Regions from separate parts of the Homo sapiens genome. Here region 2 is linked to region 1. The links are chromatin contacts, found by Hi-C or POLR2A ChIA-PET in ENCODE. All regions are on one chromosome and are shown on one strand. The core of a region is the stretch at or near the end of the contact, and the rest is flanking DNA. Distances in the headings are between cores, read along the strand shown. Region 1 holds the start of CAPN2 (calpain 2). Region 2 has its middle 43 kb from the start of TP53BP2.

Region 1 (6,418 bases), core at 2,787-5,286:
CTGTTCATTCTAGCTCAGATTGTGGGAGCTCTTCCGGAAGCACCATCTGCCGCAGAGGACATTCCCTTCATGCCTCTGCCTTGTTTCTCTCTGCTCCTGTCAGTTTTGGGGATGGCAGAGAGAATCAGAATGCTCTTCTGCTGAGGCAAAGGAAGCCAGCTTGGCCCAAGGCCTGCCAGAGAGCTCTTATCCAGCTGATGGAATAGATTGGGCTTGGTGCTGGGAGCCTGTTTATTATAAAGAATCACACTGATAATCCTGAGTGTGCCAGGCACTTACTCCAGCAGGGTTTTTCCATTATACTTCAGAAACTTTCTAATGCCTTTAGCAGCCTCTCTAGAAAAGTCAGAGTTCAGAGTGGTGCTAAACACCTAAGCATCTAAGCGATGCTTCAGAAAACTGAAACTTGTGCACGGCATGTAGGGCATCGAATTAAATATGGGTCTTACCAGTCAGTGAAAAGGGGCTGAGGGTTTGGGCTTTGCTGCATTATTCTGATAACCTAGGTTTGAATCCTGGCTCTGCCACTTATTATGTAGGTCGTAGGACCCTGGGAAGTCACTTAACCTTTTGAAGTCTCAGTTTTTTCACCTGCAAAATGGGAACGATGAAAACACCCACCACAGAGGATTGTTCTGAGTGTTAAATGAGATAATGATGTAAACATGCCCTGGCAAGCACTCCATAAATGTGATCTATTATTATTACTGTTGAAGAAGTTGATGATAACAGTCACTGAACTTGGAGACAGGACATATGGGTTTGAGGCTGAGTTCGGCCAGCTGAAGATAAGCAAGTGAGAAACCTCTCAGAGGTTTGATTTTCTTGGGGGAAACATAGGGGCTCACAACATCTGCCCTTGCTCCTAACAGACTGGTTGCTGGAAGGATCTGATGTGCCACCCGGATCACACCTGCTTTCTCCTCACTGTACCCCTGCATGGCCCTTGGACCCCACTGGACTTACTGCTTTAATCCCCGCTCCAGGCACTGGAGCCACTCTTGCCAGTGTTGTGAAATCCTCTCTCCGAGGAAGAGCAGCTCCTCCTGCTGCAAGGCTAACCTGCTCCCCTCCCCTGCCCACAACCCGTATTCTCACTTCCTCAGGGATCCTGTTTCACTGCCCCCTCCCTGCCTTTATCTTTAATCCCTTCTTCCTGGTGATTCAACATATGACACATTCAAGTTGTTCTCATATGAAAAAAACACAGGCTCTCAAAGTCCAGGTCCTACTCTACCTATCAGTTCTCCTCTCTTCCCGGGGGTCCTTCTTAAATAAGTTGATCATGTTCTTAATTTCCAGTTCCTTTACTCTGGAGTCTACAACAATCTGGCTTCTACTCTCACCTTTCCATTGAAATTGCTCTGCTAAACTCACCAATGACTTGCTAGTGTTCAAATCCAGCGGAAACAACTGTGCTCCCCTTGCCTGACCTCAGCAGCATTTGAGAAGGTAGGAAGGAGGCAGAGAGCGCAGCCATAAGGGGTAGGCTCAACATGCACAGACTACACACAGTCCTGGATCTATGCCCTATATCCACTTGACTCTGAGCAAGTATTTAACCTTCCCAAGCCTCAATTTCTTCAACTGGCAAATGGGGATCGTAAAAGTCACACTCTTCCTTAGTTGTGCAGTGCACAGCCCGCCTGCCCTAAGCAGTGGCGCTAGATCATCTCTAGACCTCTACATCCTCATCTGGAAGTCCCACAGGCATTTCCAACTGTTGGGGGACCTGTCTCTGTCCCCTCACTAGCCTCAGAAGTAAGTCTTCAGAAGCAGAAACCATATGCATTGTGCCCAGCATATAGTAGGTATTCGAGAAATGCTTACTGAATGAATGAAAGAATAAGTGAATGAGTATGTGAACTCACTATGTAAACTGTAAAGTGCCATGCAAATGTAAAGTGAACACATTCTCTTGGTTTGTGTTTCACTTTTTTTTTTTTTTTTTTTACTTTTTTATAGAGACAAGTCTTACTGTGTTGCCCAGGCTGGTCTTGAACTCCTGGCTCAAGCGATCCTCCCACCTTGGCCTCCCATAGTGCTGGGATTACAGGTGTGAGGCACTGAGTCAGGTCAGCGTATCACTTTCACAACCATAATTTCATTTGAGGCACATTACAATCCTGCATCCATATTCTACAAACAGTCACTTCTTTTGTGTTCACTGGTGTATCTCCTGAGCTCTCAGGACAGTGCCTGGCATGTAACAGGTGCTCAATCAGTGTTGTCAAATGAGTGAGTAAATGAATGAATGAATGAATGAATGAATACTGTGAAAGGCATGGTTATGTGTCAGGCACTGGGGATATACTGGTAAATAATATACACATGATTCCTGCAGTTCAGTAGGAAGAACAAATACATGTGATTATATTCTAAACTGTGACAATGCTATGAAGGAAATGAGTGGGGTGACAGAGAAAAACAAGGTGGGGAGGTGGCTGCTAAGAAGGGTCAGAAAAGACCTCTTTAGGAAGGGAACATGTGACTAAGTTGGGAAGAATGAGAGTGAGCCACACTCCAGGTAACAGCGTGCCTTGCTGGTGAGAAGGCCTCATGCAGGAAAGAACCGGCTCTTTGAGAGACTGAAAGGAGGCCATGACGGCAGGGCCTAGTGGGCCACAAAAGAGAGAAAATATTTAGGCAGCATGTTTTCTTTTAGATGAAGACATGGAGGCACAGAGAGGTTAAATGGCTCGTTCAAGGTCACCAGCAGGTTAGCAAGAAGAAGAACCCAAGTGCTCTGAGTCTGGGCTAGGGCGCTTCCTGCAGCCCTTGCTACCTATGGGCTGGATTTAGGGTAACAGAAGGTGACCTGGGAGGCTGCTGGGTGTGGAAGCAGAGCTGGAAGCCTTGTTCTCACAACAGGAATCTAGAAGTTGGACTTCAGGGCAGGCTTTCCTAGGCGTGGTAGGGGAAGCCTGGGGAAGTGTCCCAAAGGAGGAGGAGCCTCAGGGGTTCCCCAAGAAACAGAATGGACAAGTAGATTGGGGAGCACAAGTTGTCCCAGGGCCGGGAGGTCAGAGACCCTGGGGGACGGGATAAGGGGGTCTGGAGGGCTCCCGGAGGTTTCCCGGGTGATTCCCGCCAGGGAAACCATGAGACACCTCCGTGTCCTGGGTTAATTACCAGTGTCAATGTTATGAGGAGGTATCGCTGGCTCCCCTTTGGAAAAATAAATCTAACCCCAGGGCTGCAGGAGACTATCCTTAGTCACAAAATGACCAGGCTATGGCCTGTCCCCCTCCATGAACAGACAGAACCCCAGTTGGAGACGGACTTTGTCTGGTAGATGCTGCCTCTCACCGTCCCTTCCCTGCAGACCCGATTCCCCTTCCCTTCCAGCTCCCCGCTAGAGTCCAATCAAAGTTTCACCCCGGCCTCCTGCATCACCCTGAGTTTTTGTGAAGTCCTAAAGTGGCCTGCTAGTGGGATCTGAGGGCAGTGATTCGCCTCGACCCGCCCAGGAAAGCGTGGTGGGTGGAAGAGAGGGAAGGCCCCGGGAGTCCCCCCACGCTCGAACAGAGTCCCGGGCTCTGGCGGCGCGGAGGTGTCGCAGGACTGCGAGGTCCTGGCTTGCGGCTTCCCCACTGCAGCACCCGGGCTGCCCCCCGCCCCAGCGCGCCGCGGGCCGGCCTGCACCCCGCCCTGCCCGGCACCCCGCCCTGCCCGCGTCCTGCCGCGCGCTTCCTACCGTGGGGCGCTTCCACTCGATGCCCCGGGTTTTGCTGGAGTAGGGCCCCAACTCCTTGAAGCCCAGGGCCGAGGGGATGGCCGGGAAGGACGGGTCCTGGAAGAGCGTCCCGGCCTCCAGGCACTCGTTCCGCAGCGCCTCGTAGTCCTGGTTGAGGTACTTGATGGCCCTGTCGTGGGAGCCCAGCCCCTCGGCCGCCTCCCGGTCCTTCGCCAGCTTGGCCGCGATGCCCGCCATGCTGCGGTCCCGGCGGCCGTACTGCGCAGAGAAAGGTCGGGGCGACTCCGCGCTGCGCTCGGCTGGGGCGCGGCCAGGGCCCGGCGCGCTGCTGCGGCCACTGCGGGCGCCGCCGCTGCGAGCGATGATTCACCGGAGGGAAGCGGCCCGGCCCGCGGGGTGTGGCCTCAGCCGCTCCCGGCCTGCTGGGCTCCCGGCCCGGGACCAGGCCATCCTGCGGCCTGCCGAGCGCCGGGAACGCCGCGACCCGGGGCCGGTGCTGCCATCTGCGGACAGCTCCCGGGATGGCGCGGCCCGGCGCCGGGGAGGCTCGCGAATCGCGGTCCAGAGTTGGGGCTCCCACCGGAACCCGAGGCCACCTTTGCAGCCCATAGGGAAGAAGGCTAGGATAGTTGTGGCCGTCCGGAAAACACCCGGGGAGTTAGCAGAGGGTCAGGTAGTGAAGTCGAGGAAACTAAACCAGCTGCCCTGAACTTTGTGCCAAACAGCGTCTTAACGGCTCTGCATACATCATCTCATTTAATCCTCCCAGCGACTCTGAAGAAGGCGCTGATATTGTCCCCATTTTACAGATGAGAAAACTGAGCCTCGGAGACGCTAAATGACGTCCCCAATGTGGCACAACAGTCACAGGCAGAACAGGGACTCTAAGCCACCGGAGGCCTATTGCAATCACAATGCTGCAATTACTACTGCTCAGCTGTTTATTTGATTATAGATAGGGTTGTCAGATTTGGCCAATAAGGCTGGGTGCGGTAGTTCACACCTGTAATCCCAACACTTTGGGAGGCCGGAGGCAGGCGGATCACCTGGGGTCAGGAGTTCGAGACCAGCCTGGTCAACATGGTGAAATTCCGTCTCTACTAAAAATACGTCGTGGCAGGCACCTGTGATCTCAGTTACTCGGGAGGCTGAGACAGGAGAAACGCTTGAACCCAGGAGGGAGAAGTTGCAGTGAGACGAGATCGCGCCACTGCGCTCCAGCCTGGGTGACAAAGCGAAACTCCATATCAAAAATAAAATAAAATAAAATGATTTGGCCAATAAAACAACAACCCTCCCAAATGTTTAATTTGAATTTCAGATAAACAACAGATACTTTTAAAGTATATGTAGGGCCCAAATATTGCATGGGCATACATACTTATTCTAAAAGAAAATATGATTCATTGTTTACCTGAAACTCATATTTAACTGGCAGGATTAGTTGGGTTACTATAGGGAGAGAGCATTTAGAATACTGCCTGTGTTGGCTACTGTGACCACTCTGTTGTGGAGCTAGGGTGTGATTCTCATCTCACACACAGAGACATGGGTGCGTGCCAAGAAATGCAGATGGGCAGAAATTACCTCCTCTTCTTCTCTACAGTAGTAGGGAAGAATTTGGGTTTCACTGGAAAACTGTGCATGGTCTACAGCAGTGGTTCTCAACTGGGGGCAGTTTTGTCCCCTACCCACCCCAGGAGACATTTGGGAATGTCTGGAGATAGTTTTTATGGTCACAGCTAGGAGATGAGGTGCTACTGGCCTTTACTAAGTAGAAGCCAGGGATGCCGCTGAACATCTTCCAATGTCCAAGATAGCTCTTGTGAACCCAGAAAATCTGAAACAGGTCTCATTTAATTTAGAAAGTTTCTTTTGCCATGGTTGAAGATGCACACCTGTGACACAGGAAGTCCTGAGGACATGTGCCCGAGGTGGTTGGGGTGCAGCTTGGTTTTATACATGTTAGGGAGGCAAGAGCCATCAGTCAAGTACATTTAAGAAATACATTGGTTTGGTTCAGAAAGGCGGGACAACTCAAAGTGGCGGGGGGTGGTGGGTGGGTAGTGGGGGTGGCTTCCAGGATATAGGTAAATATTTAAACATTTTCTGGTTGACAATTGGTTGAGTTTGTCTAAAGGCCCAGGATCAATAGAAAGGAATGTTTGGGTTGCGATAAGAGGTTGTGGAGACAAAAGTTTTATCACATAGATGAAGCTTTTAGCTAGCAGGCTTCAGAGTGAACAGGCAGTAAAATGTTTCTTATCAGACCTAAACTCTGGTTGATGTTCACGCTGGAGAGGTATAATGAAGCATGTCCGACCTTGCCTTTCCTTCATGGCCTGAAAATTTCAGGTTAAAATTTTAAGAGCCTCGGCTAAGGAGGAACCATCCATTTAGATGGTTGGCGGGGGTAGGGGAGGGGGAGGCTTAGAATTTTATTTTTGGTTTACATTCTCCACCCAAAACATGATCTAGTCCAAGACATCAGTCATGTAGAGGCTGAGAAACCCTGGTTTAGAGCATCTCCTTCCAGAAGATCTGGGTCTAGCCTTTCATTGTTTTTGTTGTTGTTGTTGTTGTTTTTGTTTTTCTTGAGATGTAGCACCCTGTCACCCAGGCTGGAGTGCAGTGACAGGATCTTGACGATCTCAGCTAACTGCATCTTCTGCCTCCCGGGTTCCAGCGATTCTCCTGCCTCAGCCTCCAACGTAGCTGGGA
Region 2 (6,418 bases), core at 2,909-5,408, 180 kb before region 1:
TATGACAGAGTCGGGTTGGAAAGTAAGTCACAATATATAGGGTTAAATAAAATCCATCTGATGAGAATTTATGGTTTGTAGGGCATCACTCCCCAGACCCTTTAGATAGGGAATTTGGGTAAGATAAAAAAAAAAAAATCAGAGCTTAGTCTTCACTTGCAGGGGTGCCCCTCTCTTCCTCCACTCTCCATCCCCAAGCTGGGCTGGGATTTCTTGAGCCAGATGAGTTGAAGATGCTGCAAAGTTAAAATGGCCTTGCCTTCCTGCGCAGTCAGGTGGAGCATCCCCTTCCCTCATCTGGGCCTGCTGAGCAGGGTCTCACTGATCCCCGCACTGTGTGTCCCTTAGACCTTTCCTGAGACCCAGCCCTTCCCCCAGTGGAAGGGAGAATTATTTGAAAAGTGTGAGGTTTGGTGTCAGACAGAGTGGGACCCAGGTCTAGGCTACTGAACCAGTGAGCTGTGTGGCTTTGTGCATGCTATTTAGACACTCTGAGTTTTAATTTCCTAATTTCTAATTGCCAGACAGGTTGGTTGGGAGGAACAGCTTAGGTTGACCTATGAAAGCATTTGTAGACTCGGAAGTGTTCACATGGCACTTTGGATCAAATCGTTCCTGCTGCTTCAAACTACTGTGTGATGAGTTTCCAAAAATCATTGCCTGTGATCTGCAGGCTCATTGTATGTCACAGATCACCAGATGTGCTTCCATTCCATGCTTGCTTCTGCAGTCCTGTTCTAAGCTCTGGCCTAATATTCTTCCCGCCCACGGAGCTCTTGCCACTGCCTCACCGCAGAGACTGGAACCCTGTCCTTTAACTCCCAGCTCAGAGTGTAGGGAAGTGTTTCTCAAAGTATTATCTGTGTTATCTGCTTCCAAATTGCCTGGATATTGGTTAGAAACCAAACCTCTCGTTCCCCTTCCAGACTTAAGGATGAGAATTGGCTGTGGGAATGAGTGGGAATCTACACTGTTGTGAAGTTCCCTACAGGGATCTCCTGCATCTTAAGGCTCAAAGACCATGGACCTAGCACTTGGATACTGGGGATAGGCATCTCAGATGCTGTCTGTTTCTTCACTTCCCTGACTAGCCTGGGCTCTGGGGTTGGGCCCTTCCCATTTCTGGATTTGTGATACTTGTCTTGTATCCCCTTTTATCATAGTGTGCTTTTGCTTACAAGTGAACAAAAACCCAATCCAAAATGATTTAAACAAAAAGAGCACTTATTGTAAAAGTTCAGAATAAACTGCCTTCAGGCATGGCTTGATCCAGGGGCGCACACTGTGTTACCAGGAGGCAGTTTCTCTCTGCCTCCTCACTTGGCTACATTTTTCTCTCACTTGTGCATCCTGAGCCATTCACAGAGCTCAGGAGGATGAGTGTTCTGATGGAGCAGGGTATGCTGGTGGTTAGTGCCATCAAAAACAGAATGAGATAATGATATGGCTCAGATGACTGGAGGAACACCAGGGTTCTTGGTCTAGCACACGTTTGGATAAAATGACACGGACACACCTGGAGTGGTTTTAAGGAGCAAAAAGTTTAATATACAAGAAAGAAGGAAGGAAGAAGAAAACAGCTCCCCAGTACAGAGACAGAGGGAGAGGGGATTTGAATAGAGAGAAAACCCCGGTGGGGAGAAGGGATGTGGGGGGAGGGCGTGTGTGTGTGTGGTGTAATCAGCTAGTTATATGAGGAGGCTGGAGGAGGCGGTGCTGGCTTGCATAGGGCTCAGAGGATTGGTTTGACCAGGCATGTCATTCACATAGCCTGCGAAAAAGCTGGCCCTCACACTCTAGCCTTTTAAGATGCAAATGCAGGGCGCCATGATGTTCTACACACGTGGGGATATGTGGGGGTGGCCATGTTGCCAGCCACCTGTTGGGGCAAGGAAGAAACCTGGAATCTCCATGTTTGGGTGGACTCAGTTTCCAGTGGCCTGCATTTGCATATCAAAGCTTGCCAGTGGCTCTTAGAGCTGGCGCTCTCCTGTTAGACAAGAAAGGTTTCTGGATCTGCTTTAAAAGAAACAAAAACTTCCCAAGGACCTCTTTTCCTCTCTATCTGCCTAAAATAATTTCTTAATAACTCCTATAACAATAAGGGGGTGGTCCATTCCCACATGTAAATTGAGGCTTTTCCCAGAAATAGGGTGAATAGATGCTGAGTTACCCCAGTCAGCAAATGTCCATTTATCTCATTTGTGAACTCTGGACTCTGCACAGAGACTGTGGTGACACAGGCTGTCCTGTGACCCTGTGGCTGGGTCAGCTCCTGTGTCTGCGACAGGATGCCCTGAGTCCCCATGGATTCCTCAACCCCACACCCTGTCCTACTCTTAGCCAAGTCAGCCATGCCCCTCTGAGGGCTACGCTGCTTCAATAGGCCTGGCTTCCTAAGTACCTTTCATTATCACCCAGGCTCATACCCAGAAGCAAAGCAGAAATTTCTTTTGAGATCCAGGGTGGGAAATGGTCAGTTGAATTGAGTTGCAACCGAAGGTGAGGAAACGTCTTTTATGAAAACCCATTTCCCTCTGTCAGAGGTGATTTCAGTCACATTTTCCAAGCTCAGGATAATTTACCCCCTACCAGGGTGCACTGCAGAAGGCCTGGCTGGAAGGCCCCGAGCACAGGAGTTGATTGCTAGCTGCTAAGAGGCTGCGCTTTGTTCCCGAAGGAGAAAGCTGCAGGTTAAGAGAACATTCCCCACCTTGCCAGGGGTGACCAAGCAGGGGACTGCTTGAGGGCTGACACTGGAGTTAGAGATAATGAAAGGAGAGGAGCAAGAAGAAGCCAGGGCCTGGCTCGGCATCTCACCGCATTGGTGGGGAGAGGAGCTGTTCACCTTCTTGCACCTGTTGCTGGGCTGAGACAGATTTTCAGAGAGCAATGCCTCCTGGACAGAGGCTCTTCCCCACAAGGCAAATGTAATTAGTTGAGAGAAAAACAAAGCTCTGAAACCCTAATTAGGTGCAAAGCCCTCAGGCTTTATACATGTAAACAGCTAAGGAACAGAGGATAAGATTCTCCAGTCGGCACTCCCTTGCCAGTCCTGGGTGAGCTAATGGTGAAGTGAGAGCTGTGCCACAGATCCCATGGTTGGCTTTTTGTTGTTGTTATTTCAGACGGAGTCTCACTCGCCACCCAGGCTGGAGTGCAGTGGTGCAATCTTGGCTCACCACAATCTCCGCCTCCTGGGTTCAAGTGATTCTCCTGCCTCAGCCTCCCGAGTAGCTGGGACTACCAGCGCCCGCCACCATGCCTGGCTAATATTTTGTGTTTTTAATAGAGACGGGGTTTCACCATGTTGACCAGGCTGGTCTTGAACTCCTGACCTCAGGTGACCTGCTCACCTCAGCCGCCCAAAGTGCTGGGATTACAGGTGTGAGCCACTGCACCTGGCCCCGTGGTTGGCTTTTACTCCTTCCATTCTGCCACCCTGAAGCTGATCCTCTGGAATTTGCTTGTTTTTGGTGTGTCCAGAAATGAAGGTCTATCAGTTCTTGAAATTGGGTTGTTTTAAGTAACTGATGTGCCGGGATGACAGTGAAGAAGAGATCTCAACTGTGGTTGAGATCCTGAGTGCTCAAGTTTGGGTCCTGATGCAGAGATGTGTAAAACTGGTAAAGCAGGAGGAAGAGTGAAAATGTGTGTGTGTATTTGTATGTGTTATGGACTACATTCATTGTGGGTGGAAGGAAAAAAAATCAGATATTTTCATGGGCAACCAAATACTGAAAAATTACTTCCAAGCAAGGTCTTTGCAAATGGTATCATTACGACACAGGTGTGACTTCTAAGCATTCTGATGTGGAAAGGGGTTCTTTGGAGGGGTGGGCTTGTTACTAATGGCAATCTAATGGGTCACACACAGGGCCCCAAATACCTCTGAAGGGCTTGGCTCAACCCTTGGATTTTTTTAGGTTCTGAGCCTGGATTTCATGAAGGAAACTTCATCCACCCTGCTGTGTGCTGAGCTGACTGTAGACATGTTCATCAGAATTCCAGCAGAATGATTTGCAACAGGGATTTCCCCTTACAGTGACAGATTGCCTGGGTCACCAATCTGTGCCCTTAGGAGGAACATTGCCATCATTTCTAGTGGACGGGCTCTCGGGTGACGCATCATTAATCAGAGGGCTCTTTGCTAAGCATGAAACCGGAAAGGAAAGCACCATGGCTGTAGGGTATACGTCACCTGCGTTCCCGTAAAGCCTGATGGAAAATCTCTTCTCAGCAGAGAATACTTCTCCAGTGACGGGGCTGTGTGTTCAGTGACCCCAGATGCAGAGTCTCGGACGGGGCTAGATGCTTTCGACAACTTTTGTCTCCTTGTATCTATTTTTTCTTCCTAGCTCAGTTCCTCTCAGACACATTCTTTTTTTAGATGGCTTTAGTGCCGTTGATTAATGCTACAGTCAAGGGCTATTTCTGTTGGCCTGGCAGATGATACAGAGTCAAATGTTGCAGAATTTGAGGGGTGGATTACTGTCTCAGCTAATACTGTTGATTAAATCAGGAGCTTGGGAAGGATTTCAGCTTCCCTGAATTTTTTTCCAAGTTGACTAGTCTGTTATTTATGTTGGGAAAGCAACATGATCCCCTTTTCTAGAAGCCCTGATTACTGTCTTTTCTGCAGCCACAGTGAAGAAGGGCAAGTCATTCTACAGAAACATTCTAGAGAATACACAAACTCCTGCAACACACCTTGTATTCCCCTCATTTAAATTCCTGAGCTCAAATGATTCTCCCGCCTGGGCCTCCCAAAGTGCTGGGATTACAGGTGTGAGCCATCATGCCCGGCGTTGTCTGATTTCCAGTTGCTTCATTCACAAAAGTAGTAGGTAGCTTTGCTACAAAGAGTGGGCCAGGTCATTACCCTTGACCATTGCTTCCATTATGAATCTTTAGCTCACATTTCTCTGGTCTCACTCAGGGACTCTTCACTAATGCCTAATCTCTGACGCTACTTCCAGCATTATATACACCACGTTGCAGGAGTGTGTGTGTGTGTGTGTGTGTGTGTGTGTGTGAATATGTTTCCCTAAGAACATCTTAGAAAATCACATGGTAGGCCGGGCACGGTGGCTCACACTTGTAATCCCAGTACTTTGGGAGGCCAAGGTGGGAGGATAATTTGAGCTCAGGAGTTTGAGACCAGCCTTGGCAACATGGTGAAACCGTCTCTACTAAAAATACAAAAATTACCTGGGCATGGTGGTGCGCACCTGTAGTCCCAGCTACTCAGAAGGCTGAGGCCGGAGAATTGCTTGAACCAGGGCAGGGGGAGGTTACAGAGAGCCGAAATGGTGCCACTGCCCTCCAGCCCAGATGAGAGAGCGAGGCTCCGCCTCAAAAAAAAAAAAAGACAATCACATGGTGGAGATCCCCTTTTAGTCCCACTGCAACCCCCTCACAGAGTGAGCCTGCAATGTGTGGACACTGAGGCAGAAGGTCTTTCAAGTGGAAATCCCAGAGGATGGAAGTAGGTACAACTGAGGGTGAATGAATGCCCTCAGGGTTGCTGGCAGGCTGATACATGGATGAGGACCAGCTAGGATGAGTCATCTCAGGAAACAGAGTAAACAGGTGGAGATGGGAGGTAATGTCACACTGTGTGCACTTGTTTTAGAGTTAACGTGTTTATTGATCTGCAATGATTTAAGCAAACCATTTGACTCTGTTCTAGAAAACAAACATGGAAAACCCCATGTAATCACGAGGCTGAGGTAAGAGATTAAGGGCCGTTGACCCAAAGGAAACAGTGCTGACCTGTCTCCTCGGTGGCATATCACTCTTCAGCCACCAAGCCCCCAGGTAGGTCAGGCTTATGTAGTAAAAAGGGTGGGATTTGGAATGAAACTGACCTGGGTTTTAATTACAGCCTCCTCCACTAACTTGGCTCAGGTTACTTTACCTTTTTGACTGTTGTTTATTTCTCTGTAAAGTGGAGATATAATAAATATTTCACAGAGTTGTGAGAAGTTAGTAAAATGATATCATAGATATGCTCTATAAATTGCAAGCACTCAATAAATGAAGGCTTCATTATCTAGGAGACTGAAAAATGCCCAATTGGAGCTCTGTCTAAAGAGCTTCTTCCTCTTCTTCTCTATACTTTGAAATGCAATCCATCCCTCAAGGGACAGTTCAAATGTAACCTGTACTCATTTCTATTGCTGTGTAACAAATTACCATAAATGTAGCAGCTGCGGTGGTTTGAATCTTTGTCCCCTCCAAAATGCCTGTTGAAATTTAACGGCCATTGTAATGGTATTGGGAGGTAAGGCCTTAAAAGGTGATTAGGCCACGAGGGTTTCACACATATGGGTGGGTTTAATGTCTTAATAAAAGGGTTTTCAGGAGTGGGCTCGCTCTCCTGGCCTTTCCACTTTCCGCCATGTGATCCAGCCTT

Evidence for each region. A loop is a pair of places that touch in the nucleus more often than their neighbours do. ChIA-PET counts read pairs that join two places held with the same protein, here RNA polymerase II (POLR2A). Pooled maps may share reads with other maps.
Region 2: a loop to region 1 is called in a pooled map, with 1.8 times the contacts of the local background. The contact joins the enhancer-like site here to the promoter of CAPN2 in region 1. A Hi-C loop is called at or near these places in 1 of 168 maps with a recorded cell type or tissue (aorta) and 7 of 50 pooled maps. POLR2A ChIA-PET finds 5 or more read pairs at or near these places in 4 of 52 experiments (A549, AG04449, AG04450 and 1 more).

Annotation. Positions count from the first base shown.
Region 1 is chr1:223,710,157-223,716,574 of GRCh38, reverse strand. CAPN2 (calpain 2) reads right to left here and starts at 4,036. Exons shown (of 21, transcript NM_001748.5): 1 at 3,698-4,036. The coding sequence starts at 3,934. RefSeq lists silencers at 3,570-3,689, 3,900-4,289 and enhancers at 3,399-4,350, 4,390-4,439.
Region 2 is chr1:223,885,976-223,892,393 of GRCh38, reverse strand. No RefSeq gene overlaps it. Among named protein-coding and RNA genes, the nearest start is that of TP53BP2, 43 kb to the right of the region's middle. RefSeq lists an enhancer at 3,331-4,530. Within about 2 kb of position 4,158, at least 14 of the 41 ENCODE cell types and tissues checked have a DNase peak (open chromatin) inside an H3K27ac peak, as active enhancers do; they include PC-9, where a contact is called at or near this core.